Linked DNA regions of Homo sapiens: region 2 is linked to region 1. The links are chromatin loops, found by intact Hi-C in ENCODE. Cell type or tissue: ascending aorta. All regions are shown on one strand. Each heading gives the region's core, and the rest is flanking DNA. Links, peaks and the distances in the headings are about the cores only.

Region 1 (4,000 bases), core at 1-4,000:
CAGTTTTCCCATTCAATTTAACCAAGGTTCCAGAAGAGGGAGCAGAGTCAACAATTAGAGAAGGGAGATTTTCAAAACTCAGATACCAGTGAAAAGACCAAATGCTGAATTAATTTGAGAAATATGTAAGACTTCATTTTAGCTCCCAATAACATGGCTTATTTATTTGCCTTCCAAAAGCATAAAGTTGGTCATCTGTCTTTCCTTAACGTCTGCCATAGAACATTCATTTATATGCTGACAAGCCTCTCAAGAGCCAATAAGTCACTGATGCACTTTCAAAAACTGAAGGTATAATAATTCACTGTTATTGGTTAATAAGTTACAAAGTGTAAGAAAATATAAAAATAAGTATAAAATTTAAAGTCTTTTTAGAACAAGTCTGACTACATATATAATCAGAAATTCAAAATGTCAGTGTAAGTTATATCCAATGTAAAATCAATTATTAACTAAGAAAAGATGCAAGAGAAAAAAAATGAGGATATCTCAAAAAGGAGAAGACCCATGCTTATATCTTTATAATGAACCTGTTAAAGTAACTGAGGTATGGGTGGGAACTCAAGAAGCGCATATTGATGATTACGCTAAAGGAGCCTCAGAGGCAAGGAGTTGTATCCACCATGAGAGTGAGTTTGCAAATATTACTATAAGTGAAACAGTAAGAAGTGGAGAGCTAACACTCATGGAAATTTACCACTAGTTGACACATGGCCAACTCCAGCTGCCCTAGAGTTGGGGCATGCACAGCTTGTGTGGCTGTGTTAGTGCTACTTACTATGTCCCTGGAAGTTAGTGTCATGAAAGGAGACCATTATTAAAAAGAAAAATTTCCAAGGCAGTTAGTAGACTACATTATCAGCAGTAAGATAAGGATTTTATCAATTCATACAAAAGGGTGTAGTTTTAAATCTGTTTAATGAGTATGAAGCTTTTTATTCTTTTATTTTACTTTTTAAAAATTTTATTCTAGGTTAAAATGATATATATGTACAATGTATATTTTATTATCACATATATAATACATAGTATATTTCATATATATTACATTATCACATATAATATATATTATATTATTAAATGTATACATTTTCATGTTTTTTTAAAGAACTACAAACCTTATAATGAAGAAACAAAAAAGCCATTAGGTCCGTGTCCCACCCTTTCCACTCCTGATTCCCATTTCCCAGAGGCATCCATTTGCACCGTTTAGTGTGGAGTCTCAGGGGTCACTGTCTTCAGATTGTAAATCACCAGTCTTCTACCAGGGTTATTGTTTGTGGTGAGAAAACGGGTGGTGAGGAGACAGTTGCCTGGCTGTGTGAGCTAAGGGATGTGTTTAACTGCTTCTTATTAAGACTTTCAGTGGATCTTCCTATTTTTGCCAGTACTCTGACCTTCCCTTTTTAGGGTTTTATGGCAGGAATTGGCTTGCTTCTTGCCTTATTCCATGTCATTTTCTCTTAAGACATTTCACAAATTTGTTAATGTACCTGTCTACTATAATTTCTTTCCTGTTTTCTTTATCTTTGTAGGTTTATGCTTTTTAAGTTCCTTTTCTGTCACTTGAGATAAACATTTGTTTAATCGGCTATATTTTTCTTAAGCTGGGACCACATAGCAGTTATGCAAATATCTGCTTGTTTAGGTATAACGTTTTATTTTTCTAATCCATGCCAACCTGATTAAAAATAGCCACAACATATTCTCTCCATAACTTTGCTTGTAGTCACACTTAGGAACTTAGTTCCCAACAGATTTCTTTCCCAAAATCATGCTGAAAGTTCCAGCCTTGGCTGGGATGACTCATCTCCCTGCCAAGAACTAGTTCTTTTGACCATAGTGTGGTGTCTGCTGTTTACCTCTTCTCCTGCCCTGATTTGGCTGTGGTAATGTGTCAAGATGCCATCAACGATCCACCAGTCAGCTATTTTAGATGCTTAACTTTGGCGTTTTATATCTGAGACAAAAAAGTATTCAGGGCTCCACTGGTACCACTGTCACCCATGCTACCACCATGGCAAATCCCACTGCCCTTGACCCAGACTTCTCCAGTTAGGCACAGTTCCTTTTAGATACTTCCTAGAAGTAGATGGATCATTCCTCAGTCAGGCTTGAACCCTAGAGTAGACACACATTGGGGAGAAGTTAAGCAATTTACTCAGAATGATCTCACTTAGAAGTTTGTATGCCTATGAAGAACATGTCCTTAACTACTGCATGTCAACAAAACTGTCAATACATTTTCCATTAGTTAGGAAGAGCTTCTTGAAGCAGATGGGATTTCAGTAGCCCTTTTTCAATATCAAATGAAGAATAGTAAGGTCAGGTTGGTATTCAGACGAAGTGGTTGGTGTTCCAGCGAACCACTGGAACTGGTGGGTTTGGGTGAATTTACTGTCCACCTATTAATCTGGCTGGCTGGATAGTGTCCTAATATTCCCTCATATGTGAGCCCCCATTTAACCTTCTGCTCAAAGAGGACAACCTTCCTTAACAGAGGAACCCTGCGTGTCAATCCCCAACATATCAGTGATTTTTCTATCCTGTTAGAATCTCCAAGCTAACTCTCAAGGTTCGTCCAAGGAGGAAAGGATGTATAGAATAAAGATCTTCATTTTCTAAGTAAGATAAAAATGGTAAAAGTTTCATTGTCCTCTCAGATTTAATATAAAATCTATATTCCCATAAAAATCTCTCCTAGATCTTAGCTGATTAGGAATTAATCTCTTCTTCCACTAAACTCTCTGAGAATTTTCTTTTTACTTATATTAAACTGTTAATCACAACCTTTCTTTTGTTAGGGTTCCAAGAGGCCCTGACACTTAAACTGAGTCTTGAAAAGAAATATCAGCTATGATAAGGGGGGGATGAGTGAGAGAAGGAAAAGCATTTCTGGTAGGAGAACAGCATGTACAAGAGCGTCGCAGCATAAGAGAGCAGGCTGTTCTGCAGAAACTACAATAGATTGGCATAGTTGAATGGAAGTGCTTGTGTTGCAACACGACCCATTAGGAGGCCTGAAAAGCATCAACAGCCAAGGCCAGATCAAGCTGGCCTCATATGTCACGTTGAGAAGTTCAGACTATCCTGGAGGCTCTGGGAGCCACTCTAGGACTTTAAGCAGGGAAATGACATCATCTTTGGATTTAGTAAATCTCTTGGGTGGCAGTTCTTTTTCTTTTGTTTTAAATTAAAGACGTATAAAGGGAACAGTGTTTTAATTTTGGAGATTGTATAGTATATTTTAGTTTATTTTCCTTCTTTCTTGATAGCCAACTTTTTTTTGTCATTTTTGTGTCATTATTCCATATTAATTTTGAATTAGATGCACTAACAGGCTTAAATTAGAACAATTCTTCACACGTTCTTTCATTTGTGGTCAAGCAATCTTCCTAGATGCATTTTTGGGAGACTTACATGTCTGCTAGCCTCAGATTGGCTGAGAATCTTCTTGAACCCTACTTGCAATTCCAATTAGTCACAGATCAAAACATTAATGTGGACAGATTAAAGCAGAAGCCCTCATGCTTTATTTCCTAATATCATCTGTCTTTGCTTTGAAAAGCACACCAACGGAATCTTCTGCATCTGTACACCCCAAAGGCAATTTAATCTCCCTTGGCCAACATTAAAGCTTTAAAGTAACTCTATGCTATGATGTATTTTTCCTCCTTTTCCAAGTTCAAGAATTACATAATTCACTTTTTATCAGACTCATTCTAGAAGACGATCAGTTGCTACATTGTTTATAGTTTTGAACATTATCTAAAAGAAGCCCTACAAGCTTAAAATTAAGTAAATTGATTTTTCCACATACTGTCATGTGAAATTGAATACAGGCAAGGACATAATCTAGAGAGTATTAACATATGTTGCTTTGTAATATATTTACTAATGGTAGTATTTTAAAAGATTGGGGAACTAAACCATCCGTTTATAAACTTTAAATACCAAAATAACTTCTCCCCACTTACTGGGTCGATTTTAAAATAGATTT
Region 2 (17,470 bases), core at 7,985-11,984, 480 kb after region 1:
GGTGAACACAATTCAACCCATAACAGTCATCTACCTCTCAGAGAATATGACGTCAGAGTAGTGTCTGAAAGAGTGAATACAAGTTGGAGCGAGAGAATTGGGCAGGTGTGTGGTTAGAGGAATAAGCAGGACAGGGCATTTAGCATAAAAAGACATGTAAGATCGGATAGCAGTTGGCTGGGGGCAGACTTGAATGCTATATAAAGGGGGTCTGGATTTTATCCTATTGTCTTAGTCTGTTCAGGTTGCCACAACAAAATACCATAGATTGGGTGGCTTGAATTTAGAAATTTATTTTATCGCAGATCTGAGGACTGGAAGTCCAAGATTAAGGTGCCAGCAGGACCAGTATCTGGCAAAGGCTTTCTCCTCGGATTGCAGACAGCCACCTACGCTGTGTCCTCAAATAGCGGAGAGAGAGAATGCTGATATCTCTTCCTATAAGGACACCATCCCTATCAGATTAGGGCCCAGCCCTTTTGACCTCATTAACCTTTATCACCTCCTTACAGGCTCTATTTCCAGGTAAGGCATACACGTTTATGAATTTCAGAATTTCTCTACTTTCCGTGTTATATAAGTAGGACTGTACCTCAATTTCCCTAACTCCTATTTTTTATTTCTCAACTCAGATTTTCACTATTAGTTCTTTCTAAAACCCTGGCCTGTTCGACTGGTTCCTTATTCCCCAACAAGTCCTTCTCAGTCACTTCTTCTAGGAGGTTAGGTTCTGTCCTTCAAACCACCAATTACAATTCAGAATTGATTGTGATCCAATTATCCCTGCCTAATTTTCTTGTAGTAATGTTGTTGTATGGCTCCTCTCTGCTGTCACTTACCCATTACATTCTTTTTTCTTGGTCCTAGCATTTGCCTGTATCACTTTTGGCCTTGCTAAACCATTTTGCCTTTGTACATTCAACTCTCTGGCTGTTCCCACAAAAGTGAGCTTCCTCCAATACACTTCCTGCCCATTCTCAGCTTTCTCCTAACTGGCCTTTGATTCTGAAATCTTGGCTGGTTTTTTCACTCCCCAATTTTTCTTTGTGTTGGAACTTGCTAACTCAGGCAGCTGAGTTAGAATCAATTTAGGTAACCAACCCTTCCCATCTTTGCCCTGTATATTTGGTTACCTCAGCATTCTTTCTACAATGCTTCTGCATCAGAGTGAATATTTGTCCTTTCAAAACAGTGTAATTTGTGTAACTTTCCAGTTCATATCATCATATTGATATAAAAATTCCTTCTAGATATGAAAAGCCTGAACTGAATGTTTGGCCCTGTAAATTCTCCTGCCTGGCTGATCCTGATTGGCCAGTAAATTTCAAAATAAAACCTCATTTATCATAGGGGACCTCTTTTTCCACTGCCCTGGTGAGCGTTTCTAGTCTGTAAGAACATGAGAGAGGGGCTTCTCTCCCTTCATACTTCTCATGGCCAGCCATTTTACCCCTCGCTCTGTGTTCAGGGCCTTTCCTGAAGGTACTATTGTTTCCAAGTATCATTTTAAGGCTTTAGAGACGTAAGAGTTTTTTCCATAGAAAGCTTATGGAGGCTTCCTTTAGAAATGTGATTACTTATACTCCCATAAGACAGCCTAAAGATAACAGGAAAATTGTAATTTGTGAAATGGTGACTTCACATATGAAAATATGTAAACATAGTTAACTACTCAGACTTCATCCAAATTGTTTTGGTTTTGGAAGTTCCATCAAAATTTATAGTTAATTTGTGAATATATGTGTGTGTGTGTATGTGTGTGGGTACACACACATATATATCTTATAGACTATATCCTGTAAGCAGTTGATTGTGTACTAATATAGAAAATAATTTGGATTTTAATATGCATATTAAACTACTTAAATATAAATTTTGTGTATTAGTCTTCAGAGGAGAAAATAAAAATTTCTTCTGGAAGAGTAAGACACTGGATGGTGAAAAACAATATTTTACAGAACAGATTGAATTATATGTCAAAAGTACTCAGCAAACAAGTTCAGTTATTTCAAATATATCAAATATCAAAACATAACTTTCAAATAAAAAATACTATTAACATTAATGTCTCAATTTTTATGTGGCTTGTTACTATTACTTTATGTGGCTTATTCTTTTCCCTTTGTGCTTTCCAAAATCTGTAATGTTATTCCATTCCAATATTCTTTGCTATATTTATATATAAAGTATAAAGTCAATAGCTTTGAATACATTAAAATCAGATTGAAAGTGATGTTTCATCACTGAGAAAAATCTATATATTTTTTACATATAAAATATCAATTTGTAGGTATGATTAGGAAAATTAGGAAGAACCCTTTAGTTTTTTATCCTACAAAATTAGTGGAAAAAATCATAATCCCACTATGGAAGTCTTGTCTGAATACCACTGCCTATGGTCAGTGTGCTTCTGGTAAGTTGGTGATTTCCGCAATGGTTGCTTCATGTTTGCTATTCATAAAGTGCATTGGGACCCGTAAGATATTGGTGCTGGTGTTGATAAATGATCTTTTCCTCTTAGACTCTGCTAGATCCAGTTTTTTATTGACTGTCATTATTAGGTTTTAGAAGCTTAAACTGATACATAGTCCTTGAAATATAAAAATAGTCTTTATGTTACAAAATTATTTGCCATAGAGTTTCTTTTACAACAGTAAGCTTCCCCTGTGGCTCCACCTCCAGCTGGGCCAGGATCTGGTCTGTATTTGAAAGAATTATATTTGTGGCTGTTCTTTTTTCATTCATCTCTCAGAAGCTATTGTTGCAAATCAGAACAGAGAAGCCCCAACTTTCCTCTGATGGTCCCTCAATGCACAGGGCAGCTTTGCTCAAAGAACTAGGAATCCTCATAGACTCCACCTTTACATAGTAGGCTGACCATACAGGTTTCTAGAATATGGGACTAAGGTGAGTCTGTCCCTATTCTTGGAAAAAGTACCAGAAGCTCAGGCCTTTGTCCAGATCCAAATCCTGAGTTCCCTGAATCTTGGATTCAACCATGGAATAAATCCTCTCAATTTGATGTCTAGATCTCAGAATCCGTCCACTTTTCTTCAACCCTACTGCAACCAGCCTAGCTCAGGTCGCTGTCATCTCTTGCCTATATAACTGTCAGAGCTTCCTACTGTTACCTCAGCCTTCAGTCTTGCCTCCCACAAATTTATTGTCTATATTTCAGTGTTACTGAAAAGCAGACAATTTAGATGCTTCCTTTAGCCACCAGTGTAAAGCCCAAACTCCTCAACATGGTATAATTTTTCATGTTTTCACCTTATTTGTATTTCTTTGTATTCTCTCTTAACTCTAAACCTTTGTGTATTCTGCCCTTGTCCTGGGAAGCTGTTCTCGGCTTCCCTCTGTCTCTTCCGTTGCCTTCCCTCCTTACTTCCTGAGAAACCATCTTGGCTGCTGAGTTGAAATCATCCTTTAGACCTAAGTCTTGATGCCATGTACTCTGGAAATATTCTCTGACTCCCAAAACTGAGTTATGTGCCCTGATTATGTGCTCCCACAATACACAGCACTCTGTGTGTAATGGGCTATTTATTTATTACCTTCCCAACTAGACCATAGGTTCCTTAAAGACAAGTTCATTACTGCATCCTCAGCACCTATTTTGCCTAGCACATAACAGGTATTCACTTTGTTAAATGAATATTGCTTTGTGCCCACTTACCTTTTGACCTTGATTTCACTTCTACATTTCATTGACTCCTGGACATTTGGGCTTCTCTCCTCCATGCTACCTTGTGCCCCCATTCAATTTGACATCTAGTCTGACTTTTCTTATTTTGGTCTTGGCAGTTGCTCTCTCTTGGATGTGGTTTATATCAGCCCTCTGGCTCTCTCTGCTTTGATTGCTTTGGAGAACTTCCCTCACCCTGGTACTGCCTGCCAGCTGATGTTGCTTCTGAGCCTGTGTGTGTATGGGGGATAGCGGGGGGATGGAGATTGGGTATTTTGTTCCTAATTATCTATTTATTACAGTATCACTATGAAAAGGTAAGCAAACTTGACTTTCTTTTTGACAACTAGAGAGCTACCCTGGAGGATCCTAAAACTGTCATCTTAATTCATCACGCCACAGTCACATTTTTCTCACTAGATGACTGTGAGTGGTAACTCTGCTAGAGTTTTCTTACTGCTCTCAGCCCATTAACTAAAAGCACTGTGTCTCCAATCAGCTGCCTACCTTAAACCCTTAGCTAGCCCTTGTCTTTATTCAGCAAGCCTTAGGAAGACACAGGGAGAAACAATTGTTTCCTCAACAGCTTCTATTTTCTTTTTTCCAAGTTCTAACACAAGGGGTAGAGACAAAATGTTTTGCCAAATCCTTCCCAAACCACCAAGATTTTCCTCCCAGGAAATGAGAGTCACTAAATTTCTGTCTTCTCTGCTTCCTATTCTGTTAGAATATCCTTGTTTTGTTTTGTTTTGCTTTGTTTTTGTTTTGTTTTTCTGAGAAGGAGCTTCACTCTGTCACGCAGGCTGGAGTGCAGTGGCCTGATCTCAGCTCACTGTAACCTCTGCCTCCCCGGTTCAAGAGATTCTCCTGCCTCAGCCTCCCGTATAGCTGGGATTACAAGCCTGCACTACCCCACCCAACTAATTTTTGTATTTTTAGCAGAGACAGGGTTTCACAATGTTGGCCAGGCTGGTCTCGAATTCCTGACCTCAAGTGATCTGCCAGTCTCAGCCTCCCGGAGTGCTGGGATTACAGGCGTGAGCCACCATGCTCGGCCCTGTTCTTGTTAGAGTGTTTTGTCCTCCTAAAGAGTGACTTTGTTAACTTTGATTTGGGCTTCCTGTTGAGACAGTTACCCCCATCAGTTTAAGGCATTTTATAACATTCTACACATTCTTGCTTCCGGGACATTGAATGATTTTTCCTTTTGGAAACTGAATGGCTCGAATAGTACCGTATCTTATAATAGCATCAACCTCTGCACTCCCCTCAGAGCGGTCTCCCAATTTAAAGAAAAAATCATGGAAACGTCTTTGTTCATTTGTGACAAAAATTGATGTTTTCCTGGTAGTCAGAAACAGGGCATGAATTTTTTGTTCTAAATATCCAATGAACAAGTTTATGAGTTCGTCAGAGCCCTGTAGAAGAAAACTTCCTACATGATCCTCAAAAGAGAATGGTGATTTTGATTTTTAGAAAAATTGAAATAGATTTCTTTCTACCTATAGGATTTGATATCTAAGAATATCTAAGCAACACTGTGCAATTGAGCCAGAGTAACCTCAGTTAACTTTTTCATAATAGTTCCACTAATCTGCAAAAATACTAGGTGTAATATTAATGGAGATGACTTTGCTTGACTAAGGTAGCTTTGTGGCTGGGAGAAAGGAAGTGAGCAGAGATCCAGAGAAGTGCTGCCCAATGGAGATAATGCAATCCATATATATAATCTTTATATTTATTTATTTATCTTATTTTATTTTTTGAGACAGTCTTGTTCTGTTTCCCAGGCTGGAGTGCAGTGGCGCAATCTTGGCTCACTGCAACCTCCGCCTTTCAGGTTCAAGCAATTCTCATGCCTCAGCCTCCAGAGTAGCTGGGACTACAGGCACCTACCACCACACTCAGCTAATTTTGTTTTTGTGTTTTTTTGTTTTTGTTTTTGTTTTATATTTTTAGTAGAGACAGAGTTTCACCATGTTAGCCAGGCTGGTCTTGAACTCCTGACCTGAAGCAATCCACCCACTTCAGCCTCCCAAAGTGCTAGGATTACAGGCGTGAGCCACGGCTCCTGACCCACATATATAATCTTAAATTTCTAGTGGCCATATTTTACAAAGTAAACAGGTGAAATTAATTTAACAATAGTTTCTTTAATCAAACATGCCCCAAATATTTCAATATGTAATCAATTAAATATTATAAGTGAGGGAGTTCTTTGGTACTAAATCTTTAATAGTCAGTGTGTAGTTTACACTTACAACCCATTTCGATTCTGAATAGCCACATTTCAAGTACTAAACATCACAGATGACTACCACCTACCACACTGGATAACACAGATCTAGAGCCTGAAGAATGTTGCTGTCTCGGATAATATCAGAGTGGCTATAAAATGCAAACTGAGGATTATAGTTATCCTCACTATGATCCTTACCATGCCACTCATAAAGTCCTCCAGTACTTAGATGCCAACTCACGGCAAAAAAAAGCTTGGCATTCTTAATACAAGTGAGATTAAGTTATCTCCACTTCACAGAATAGAGGCCTAATGTACAAATTAAGTTTCATTATGAATAAATTAGAAATTTGTATTTCTTATACTCTTCAGTTTGTGGTCTGAGTTCTCTACCTGTTGTATTTACCTCAGAGTGGTTTAGATTATTAAATAGGTAACTGTATACAACAAATGGTATAATTTATGTGTCTTAGAAAGAACTCAATAGTCTACCATTTCTTAAATTGATTCAAATCCAGAGATGGCCAAGGCCATCCTATCACTCTTAGGACCAATAAACTTTCACAGCTGGATATCTCAAGATTTCAGGATGTGGGCACAGTGGTCATTAGATGAGAAGATATTAAATTGACTAACTTAAGTCATATGACATTCTGAGAAACTGACATATCTACATCATCTATGAAGACCAACGCTTAAAATTGGCAACATATGGATACTAAGGAGTGCATTAAGTATAGGTGTATAGTTTGGTCTATTCATTTATAAACAGACCAAACAAAAATGCTGAAAAAACATATTTAGAGCAAAGTGTTTAAATTGTCTTAAAAGAGAGAAAAGCATCCTAATCACAGGAAACATCCAGTGTCATGCTTTTTACTATATTTGCAGGCACGTGTTTATTTTGTTCTTGTTTAGGTCCAACCTGAGTGGAATCCTGCCATTTATTTTGTCAGCAATGTTTAAGTTCAGCCAGTAGGAAAAGGACATTGGAAGCACAAGCTAAAAAGGAAAGATATGTAGCTGACATTAACCATACCTATAAGAAACTATATATAATTATAATTTATATATAGAATATAATTATCCACAATTATGACAGAAAAATACTATGGAAATGTCTTATAAAGAAGATTAGGGTTTTTGGAGAAAAGATTCAGGTATTTCTTTGTATAATATTGTATGGCAATAAAATCCAGGTAACCTGCCTGAAGACACCTAGCATTACAGTTAGGATATAGGTATAATTATTATAACAAAGACTCAAAACAGCAGTAGTATAAACAATATAAAATATGTTTATTTCTTATGAAAATATTTAAGAGTAAGTATTCTAGGGCAGACATGATGGCTCCCCAGTGTCAGAGATATGAATCTCTTTATCTTGCTTCCAGTGACATCCTTAGACTAGAGCTAGAACGGCCCCTCCCCTTAGCCCTGTCTTTGAGGGTTTCGCCTTGTCCCTTCTCCAGATGTGTGCATTTTCCACAGAGCAAGAAATCTTCAAAACCAAGGATGTACGCCTATGTGGAACCTGTTTGGCTCCCCACCACAGTCTAGACCAAGTGCTAGGTACTCACAATTCAGCATACCCAGTTTAAGTGGACCTGAGTCTGCTTCCAGGGCCCAAGCATACCTCTACCCCAGCATGATCTGTGTTACTGGTCTGTACTCCCTTAGGCTCAAGGCAAGGGGTCGCTAAGTGGCAACTGTTCATAGGAAACAGATCTGTGAGCTGGGATGGATATACATGCCATGAGGTCCCTTGCAGTGCAGCATGGAGCTATATTTGGGTGAGAATAGACATGGGCCAGGAGCCAGTGCTAGGTGGGTATTCCTGCACTCACCATATTCTGGTGCATTATTCAAAGGACTTCAAGGATTTTACACTTTAACTTGGCATACAAGATTATTTGATATTTGTCAAGATAGGAGGTTAGGACATATTATATTTACTAGTTTTCTCGCAGATGTATAACTTTTAAATATTTGTGTCTCTGTTATTTGGTCTTCCATCTGAACTCTAATTCCCAGACCCTAAAAATATTATTGGTGGGCCTGCTTGAGGTTCTATAGTTTTCAACCTAGAATTGATACTTCACGGACAAAAATGGTTCCTTTAGCTCCACCCATCACATCTGCATTTTGGCCAATAGGAAGGAAAAAGGGAGGATGTAGATGTTCCTTTAAGGACATAATCTAGAAAAAAACAAAAACAAATCACAACTTTTGGGATGTATAGATTTTTACTGGGCATCCCATATTCTCAGCTGAAAGTTCTGTAACTGAGGAAAAAGCAGAGAATAAATATTGGAGAAGACAATGAGCAGTCTAACACATTCTGTCTCTTTCCAAATGAGTCAATCCCAGAGTTCAATTCAGTTACAGAATCAACAAAGTCTAGGGTCATAGGTCATGTGTGGTCCTCCCCATTAGGAAGATGAAGCTTATTATGGTCCAGGAATATGACAATTAAAAAATATCTGTTTCTTCCTCTTCACACCCAAACTTAATAAAAATGTTAGAGGAAGAGCAGGACATCCAAATGCGCAGTTGAAATGGGGAAGAGTGGGAAACCAAAGAACAGTCACTGGTTTTTAGTAATCATCATGTCTTGCTGAGGATGATATTGCAAACTGTCTGGCAGCTTGGTTAGTTCATTTGGAAATGCTGATTATACTCTCTGAGGAACTTATTTCTCCATTTGCTCTGTGGCCCTTCTGAGGCATTCTTCCTTGTCCATTTTCCTCCATAGAAACTTTAGGAAGTGCTGGAGAGTATGTTGCTCTTGGGAAATGTATAGCTTTGGAGGTTTGGGCTGCTTTGTAGGTCCAACTGACACAGGTTTTTTTCATACTAGAAGTGTGTTTTTGGGGGGTAACGTATTTTTCCCAAAATCTTAGTTGGCTTACAGTCTACTGGCTTCCAGCGGGTTTCATAAGTAAGCAGCCAAAGATATTCTCTAGTCAGACTTCTTACATTTGGAGACCTTTTCTTTTTTACCTGGACTTGTGCCTTTGCCCATTCCCATTTTATTAGTAGCCTATCTGAGGCCATCCAGAACAATAGCATTGATTGGGAAAGGGCCAACATTAATCTGATCATTGCTTCTGGACTAGACTCACTGACTAGCAGAGAGTACTTATGGTAAGAAGTATGAGAGAAGCCTGGACACAGTTTTAGTTTCTGCTAAGCCTTCATCTTTAGAGCTATTTCTTAGCCCCATTTCAGTTTTGGAAGAAATAATTAACTTTTTCAGTGTTGCGTATTTCTAAATTACTAGATTCTTTGTCCAGTAGATTTCAGGCTACATGCAGAGAAAAACTACCTTATTCCCTTCGATCTATGCTCACAAACATTCTAGTTCTAGCTTGAGTCCTTCTTTTCTGTAGGATTTTTCCAAAAGCTTCAACAGGCTGCCATGCACACGAGCATTCTGGTTTTTGTTTGTTTGTTTTTCCAGTAATCTCCTAGAGTCACAGGCTACACTCATATATGTTCTGCCTTCTGAGGTATCAGAGGTAACAATTTTTCTAAACATGTTTCCAAAATACTGGTAGAATCACCATTTTCTAGCTTCTAATATCTGTGTCTTTTCTACCTACTGTCCAACTGTTAACCCAGGAAGTTATATTCTGTTGTGGCAATCCTAATTCTATTTTTTTTTTTTTTTTTTTTTTTTGAGACAGGGTCTCACTCTGTCTCCCAGGCTGGAGTGCAGTTGTGATCTTGGCTCGCTGCAACCTCTGCCTCCCAGGCCCAAGCCATCTTCTGTCTCAGCCTCCCGAGTAGCTGGGACCATAGGCATGCGTCACTATGGCCAGCTAAGTTTTGTATTTTTTGTCGAGATCGGGTTTTTCCATGTTGTCCAGGCTGGTCTCAAACTCCTGGGCTCAAGAAATCCACATTCCTCAGCCTCTCAAAAGTGCTGGGATTACAGGTGTGAGCTGGCAACACCAATTCTAGTATCAAATTCAAAATTAATTAGGCTGTAGATACAATCGTTGTTATAGGGTTCTGAAATAACAGTAGTTTAAACAAAATGGCTTATTTCTGGCTCACATGGCAGCCCAGGTGAAAGGCATCCAGTGTAGGAAAGGCAGCTGTGTGGACAATTTCCACCTTGTGGATTACGATGATTTCTTCAGCTCTAGTCATCATATCCACATTATATCCACTGGAAATGGGAAACAATTAAGGGGAATGCACATTGCTTTCTCTTAAATGCATGACTTACTTTCATAAGTAAACAGTAACTGATTTTTTAGCAACAATTATATGGCTTATGCTCATGTTGCATCAGCCAGGACTTAATCACATAACCGCACCTCATTGCAAGGAAGGCTGCCAAATAAAGTCTTTAGCTGGACAACCATGATTCCATTTTAACTATGGATGGGAGAAGTTGAAAAGACAGCATTGCCATTCATCTTCTTTACACACATTGAGTGGCTTTCATACTCACTTCATAACGATTCCCTTCTTAGGAACTGAATAGGCAAGGCTGAACTGAAATGATGTTCATACATTCCAGCATAGCAGAGCATTTTTGAAGAACTTCTGTTTAGTTTGGCAAAGAAAATTGGCCTTCTGGAAGGAACAGTGTGTATTTCTTGGTCTTGAAGATTTCGTAATATTTCCGTAGACCACAAAACTAATAGGACAACTATGAACAGAATATTGGAAATGACAAAGGCCAAAAGAGTGTCTCCCAAATAAACATTTATTTTTTACTCTTCCTTTCTAGACTTGCTTTCTAGAAACCGCCCTCTTCTTTTTGATTTCTGTGTGGTCTTTCATTGATAACACAGATAGAAAGAACATAGCATTAAAATCTGGATTCAAATCTTTTTATTGTAGTCAATGTGGCAGTGATAATTTTCACCTAGGCAAATAATATTAGACCTGACAAGGTTTAGGAGTCACAACTATTCAGCAAAGTGTATTCATTTCCTTATATTGTGAATTGAATAGTAGTGTTGGAACACTAAAGCTTATTAATTTCACTATGCATAAAACTAGGTCTGACTGCTAGCCCAGTTGTAAATACAAAGTAGTGGTAAGTGCACAATCTTTGGGTCAGACAGACCGTGGTTCAAATGGGACTCTCTTATGTATGTCTTAGCCATTCACTTATATATAGAAGGGTAAGCATCCTTTTTCTTATCTCTTGAAATTTCGTATTCATGATTTCATCTTCAACTATCAGTTTTTAGTATATATCTCTAGCTCAGATATTTCTCCTAACCCTTTTCCTGCTACATTTCATTTTTTTTTTTTTCTAATCACTCAGAGAGTTAGGGATAATCATTGAACTTACCAAGGCTATTAGGTGACTAAATGAGATCACATGTAAAAATTGCATGACAGTCAAAAGATAACTATTACTACTGTGTTCATGTGGGATGAACAAATTGATGCCTATCATTTATATTATACCTCATAAGACATGGTACAAGGTTTTGTGTGTGTGTGTGTGTGTGTGTGTATTTGTAATATTATAATAAAAATCATTCAAATTAACACAGATACACTAGGACATTTTTCTTTAAAAAGAACCTATAATTGAAAAATACCACTCTGCCTAGCCTAGACTTTTGCTTATTTCCTGTACAATACTTTGCATATAATACTTGTAGAGGTAATGAATGTTTGGAATTTGTTTGACTGAATTTATTAATGTTCAGATTTTAAAATAAATTTACCTTAAGACTTGCTACCATTAATAAGTTAACATGTTAATACATTAATAGTAATAACGTTACTATCTGTATGTCAATCACCATTAAGTAAACAACATACATTTCTCATTTAATCTTCACAACTATACTCAATGGGAGCTCTGATTGTTATGTTACAGATTAATACACTGGTGTTCAGAGAGGTTAGCTCACTTACACACAAGCACATGGCAAGTAACTGAGAGAGGCAGTAGAGCTCAGGCTGGTTGACTCCAAAGTTAATTTTTACCCAAAATACTGTATATAAAATTTAAAATATGCATGAAAATGGCAAAATGGTGGTATAGTAGTAGTATTTACATCAATAACACAATGTTAGAACTTGAAAAACATTATCCTCCAACCAGCCTGAGAGCCAGTATTTATGGTCTTGCTCTCTGAAGCAAAGTATACGTGTAGAAATGTGGAATTCACCTGCAGTAGGAAGTGTCAATCAAAATTGTCAAGTGTATCTTACTGATGCTTTTTGGCTTCTTCTTGCATTTTCAATTTCATTTGGTTCTAAGAGTAGGAGAACAAAAGAGGAAAAGGAGATTCAAAGAACTAGAGTTCTGATACACATAATTCTTTTATTCCCCATGCCAAGCTTCAAAGGAAAATACTCTCCAGTTCCATCCTTCCTTGACTAACATATGCAGAGAAATGATAAGTCATCAGAATGATCAAATGCACTGGAGAGATTCTGTGAACAATAAAACAGCAGCTACAGCATCTCGGCAGATCAATGCTATTATAAAGGAGATTTTCAGTTTACATTTTTAGCTATCGTTTAGGAAGGTGGTCATAAAAATGGTACTGGACTCTTCGAAAAAAAAAAAACCTTCTCATTAAAATGTAATGGGACTGTTTAAAATATTCAGAAATGGTAGCCTGGATAGGGTCACTGTTTTGGCAGTGTATTATTTTTCTATTGCTGTAGAACAAATTATTAGAAACTTAGCAGCCTAAAACAACATGCATTTAGCATCGCGAAGCTTCTGTAGGTCACACATCTGAGCACGACATAACTGGGTCCTCTGCTCAGTGTCTCACAAGCAGCAATTGAGGTGTTGGCTGGAGCTGCAACCTCATCTGAGGCTCAGAGTCCTCTTCCAGGCTTCTGTAAGGGTTGTTAGGATTCAGTTTCCTACAGTTGAAGGACTGAGGGCCTCAATTTCTAGAGGCCATTCTAGAAAAGCCTCAAAAATGTAAACTACTTAACAGTGAGAGAAAGCAGATTCGTGATTTTCCAGGGAAGGAGGCAGGGGAAGGAGGAATGGATTACCAAGATGCAAGAGAACAATTTCAAGAGAATAGATTTGTTAATTATCTTGAGCATGGTGAGGGCTTCAAAGGTGTATTAAAATTCAACAAGTTATATAGCTTAAATATATGTAGCTTATTGTACGTCAATTATATACCAATAGCTTTTAAAAAACAAATATAATGGAAAGTGACCATTGTGCAGCATATACTCAAGTCTTCTGTGACAAAGAACTGAGACCTCAGCTTGTCACAGTGGAAACTAAATTATGTGGCAGGACAAGTTGGCTAAGACTTAATTCTTCAGTATCTATTTTTGAGCACCTGCTACATGCCTTGTTCTACATCAGGCATTTTGTATGTACTGTGTTATAATATTGTCATGATAACTCTGTGATGCAGTAACTTTGGGTGGCTTAGGTCACTCTTTCCATTAGATAAGTGTTTTAAGACCCTACACACAGGCCAGGCGCGGTGGCTCACGCCTGTAATCCCAGCACTTCGGGAGGCCGAGGCGGGCAGATCACGAGGTCAGGAGATCAAGACCATCCTGGCTAACACAGTGAAACCCCATCTCTACTAAAAATACAAAAAAAAAAAAAAAAAAAAAAAAAAAGCCGGGCGTGGTGGCAGGTGCCTGCAGTCCCAGCTACTCGAAAGGCTGAGACAGGAGAATGGCATGAACCCGGGAGGCGGAGGTTGCAGTGAGCCGAGATCACGCCACTGCACTCCAGCCTGGGCAATGGAGCGAGACTCTGTCTCAAAAAAAGAAAAAAAAAAAGACACTACATACAAAAACATTAACAACTTTTTGCTCCAGTTTGAAATCCAGTGTTCTGAGAGATGCCACACACAGCAAGGGCCTCTGATTTGTAGAATACTACCAGATGTAATTGTCTGGATTTGTAATCCAAATCTTCCTTCATAAAAGATACATAGGCACATAGGTCTGAAATGAGCAATCCTAACATAAGATTTAGAAATGTCCAGTAGCTATATAACTACAATTTTCAGAGTCATGGAATGATATATAGATATATATATGGGTTTCTCTGGTTCTGAAAGTACAGAATTTAGGGAAGAGAAAGGGAGAAATTTTTCATTCCCCTGATATTTAAGTCTATGAACAACAAAATTTCTGTCCAGTAGAAGGTACTTTATGAAATGTATAAGTTAGCCTAACATTTTGCTACCACTATTTAGCCCAATGGGTGGAAAGGTCAGTGTTGTCAACTGGAAGGGAAAACCATCTTGAGATTGGGTTGTGGAAAGACGTCAAGATCTGAGATAACATTGACCCTGGAGCAGTGAATTCCCAAATGTGTAAATAAGATGTATGAATAAGGAGGAATATCAGAATCGGAAGAGCACTTTCAAAGCACTGCTGTAATGCTAAAATGGAATGGTTGGAAGGAGAAGGTAGTGTCATCATTATGTCTTAATCAGGCCTACAAACTTGTCAGAATAAAATCAGATGAGTGAGGTGATCCATGACTCTGAAAACTGTGGTTATATAGCTATTGGACATTTCTAAACCTTGTGTTAGGATTGCTCATTTCAGACCTATGTGCATATATATATATGCACGCACACAGGCACAAAGTAGTATGGTTTGTGGAATTTCTCTGATCGATTATGCACATGAACAGCAGACACAATGGGAAGATTCAGGAAACTGGCTATTGATCACACATACCAGTCTAATCCAACCATGAAGTGGAGCATAACATGAGTGAAGATATGTCAGGGACTTTAGGAAGGCTGGCTCTTTAAAAATTGTTTCATGTTTCACATGTCATACGTCTTAACTTCATTTGGAAGCTCTGCTCACTATTAAATAAAAAAAGTCTCTGAAAAAGTTAATATGTGTAGGTTCAGAACATTTTGAGAGTTGAGGAAAAGCTAGTAATGGGGAAAGAATTATTTGGTTTCACAAATTTGTGAAGAAAGTTTACAGTAATTTTTAGGAATAATTATAATTTGCAATTATAGTTAAATAATTATATAATTACAACTTGGTTATAATTATAATTATAGTTTTATAGTCTTTATAAAATTATAATGTTTTCTGTTGATAAATCCTTGAGATTTAGTACTTACATTGCTTTTTGGTCTTCACTTCCAATGAAATATTTTTATGACATAGGAAAATTGTTAATATAGAAATGTATGCAATTTTAGATTATTTCACTGGATACTTAGGAACATACTTATTATTAATAAAGAAGAGTTCTTAGAAGTAAGCAACATTTCAATTGCCATATCATTAGGCAAAGTCACACAATTGCAAGTTACCTAAATCCAGAAAGTAATAATTGGAATCTAATGCAAAACTAGATCTCCACCAAAATAAATAAAGGCAAACAAGCAGCTTTTGGAGTGAATGATGGAAATATACCTCGATACTGCAGAACACCTTTTGTCTAGAGAGACTTGGTCCAGCAACGCAGTCTGGGACTTTGCAAGTATGTTGCAAAATACTTGTTAGACATTTGAACAGACTCCAAATCCCTCTTGGGATCAAATTCCTGTTGTCTCAGATTCCATTATTTTTTGTGGTATAAATTTGTTTCAAATCAACAAATAAAATATATGAATATATATATAAAATAAACAATTGTTATTCAAATTGGACACAGGCCCAGGTTCCAAAATTTAATTTTGTTAATACAAAGTGATAAAAGAAGCTGCTAATGGTTGTAGCCTGGTTTTATGGGACAAAGTTTATATGAGGAGAGCTGCTTTCTTTTTTTCTTACTTTTTCTGGGAGCAAGTGGTCTTTGTACTTGTTTGATATTAGTCATCCTAAATTTGGAAAACCTTGATTATTTTGCTTGGTTCTCAACTGAGAGTTTTTATTATTTTCATGTATTTGCGATCTTCTAAAAAAAAAAAAACAATAAAAAGAGAAGAGATGCCAGTATGACCTACACATACCCTGTAAGATAACCACATCAATCCACTTACCTGGACCAAGCAATATATTGTGTTGCCTCTTTGTCTTTGCATATCTTACTCCCTCTGATTAGGACAACCTTCCCTTGTTAACTTAGACATGGACTCCTTAGAAAATATGATGCAGTTATGGACTCTTTTCTCATTAAAAAGGAAAAAAAAACATACACAGAATTTTGCATAAAGTGCCCTGACTTAGACACAGTCCTCTACAAAGTTGTTCTGACATGTCCAGACATTGATAGTGTGTCCAGGTTTGTCATTGTATTTCAATATTTATTGGACCATCTTCAGTATGCTGCACTCCTAGGTGATGAGGGCTTTCCCTTATTCAGGTTTCATTTCCAGGACAGTTAGTAAATATTTGTTGAATTTGTTGAATGAATTGATTCCTTGAGGTTCAGCAACTTGAGGCTCAATTTGTCTTCAATTATAAATATTTAAGATCAAATTCAAAGACTTGGCACAGAGACGCATCTCAACAAATGTTGAATGAGGGCTACAACCTTTTAATTGCCTGAATGAATGTATGGTACATTATAGTGCAAAAAAAGTTTTTCGTTGTGTTAATTTCATAATTAAGCCAAGTTTTACACACACACACACATGTGTGCGCACACACACACACAATCTCTCTCTCACTCTCAATAGAATTGAACAATATAAGGAAGCCACTAAAACATCCAGTTGTGCATGTTTAATATGTTGATGCTCTGGAATTGTGATTAAGGCTCCTACTTAAGGACAAAGATGTCTTAATCATTCCCCCAATCTCCACCATTCTGAGGAGCATCATCAAGAATTTCATCCAGATAGTCTTAGGTTTGCTATAAAATTGCTGAATTGGCCTTGTTACCTCCTAGATATAATGCCAGCAGCAATCCTCACTCTAGGATAATCGAAGAACAGAAAGAGAAAAGAGAAGTTTACAAGTTCTATGTCTGCATAACAAATGGCTTAATGGCCAATATTAATGGCTTAAGAAAACATAAACATATTATCTCAGAGATTCCTTGGGTACAGTTCAGCTGAGTTCTCTGCTTAGTCTCACAATGCTGAAATCCAGGTTTCAGCAAGACCACATCGTCACTTGGAGGCTCAGCTAGGAAAAGATTTGCTTCTAAGCTTCCTCAGGAAGTTTGTCAAATTCATTTCCCTGAACTGGTAGCATTGAGGTCCCCCTTGTCTTGCTAGCTGTTGGCGTGGAATTGCTGTCAGCTTCTAGAGGTCATTCTCAGGTCTTGGCTACATGGTCCCTGCCATGCCCTCTTATACATCCAATCTTTCTGCCTTCATGAAGGGAGGGCCAGTTCCTTTTAAGTGCTAAACTGATTAGATTGGGCCCATATAGACATCTCCGTTTTGGTTAACTCAAAATCCAATAATTAATAATTGATTCAAAGAGTGATATATAATCAGATTCTCAAGTTCTGCCCACTCAAGGACAGAACTTTACACAGGGCATGTACACCGATGGGCAGGAATCTTGAGGGCTATCTGAGAATTCTATCACAAAGGATGTTATAAGACATGTTTATAGAGCTCTGCGAGTATAGTAAGAGGTCGCCTGAGATGAGGAGACATGAATCCCTTTCTTCACTGCAGTCC

Evidence for each region. Peaks named below come from ENCODE experiments on the same cell type or tissue, not always from the same donor. Only the 100,000 strongest peaks of a DNase experiment are listed, where the experiment ranks them.
Region 2: it touches region 1 in a loop (10-fold over the local background); 1 of 110 quality-filtered maps calls a loop at or near these places.

What each region holds. Positions count from the first base shown.
Region 1 is chr12:71,474,517-71,478,516 of GRCh38, reverse strand. All of the region lies in intron 1 of LGR5 (leucine rich repeat containing G protein-coupled receptor 5), which reads right to left. Among named protein-coding and RNA genes, the nearest start is that of LGR5, 37 kb to the right of the region's middle. In ascending aorta, for the core only: no CTCF peak of the experiment used is centred there; DNase peaks (open chromatin) are centred at 1,806 and 3,036; H3K27ac peaks cover 2,693 bases.
Region 2 is chr12:70,987,345-71,004,814 of GRCh38, reverse strand. No RefSeq gene overlaps it. Among named protein-coding and RNA genes, the nearest start is that of PTPRR, 75 kb to the right of the region's middle. In ascending aorta, for the core only: no CTCF peak of the experiment used is centred there; no DNase peak of the experiment used is centred there; H3K27ac peaks cover 1,578 bases.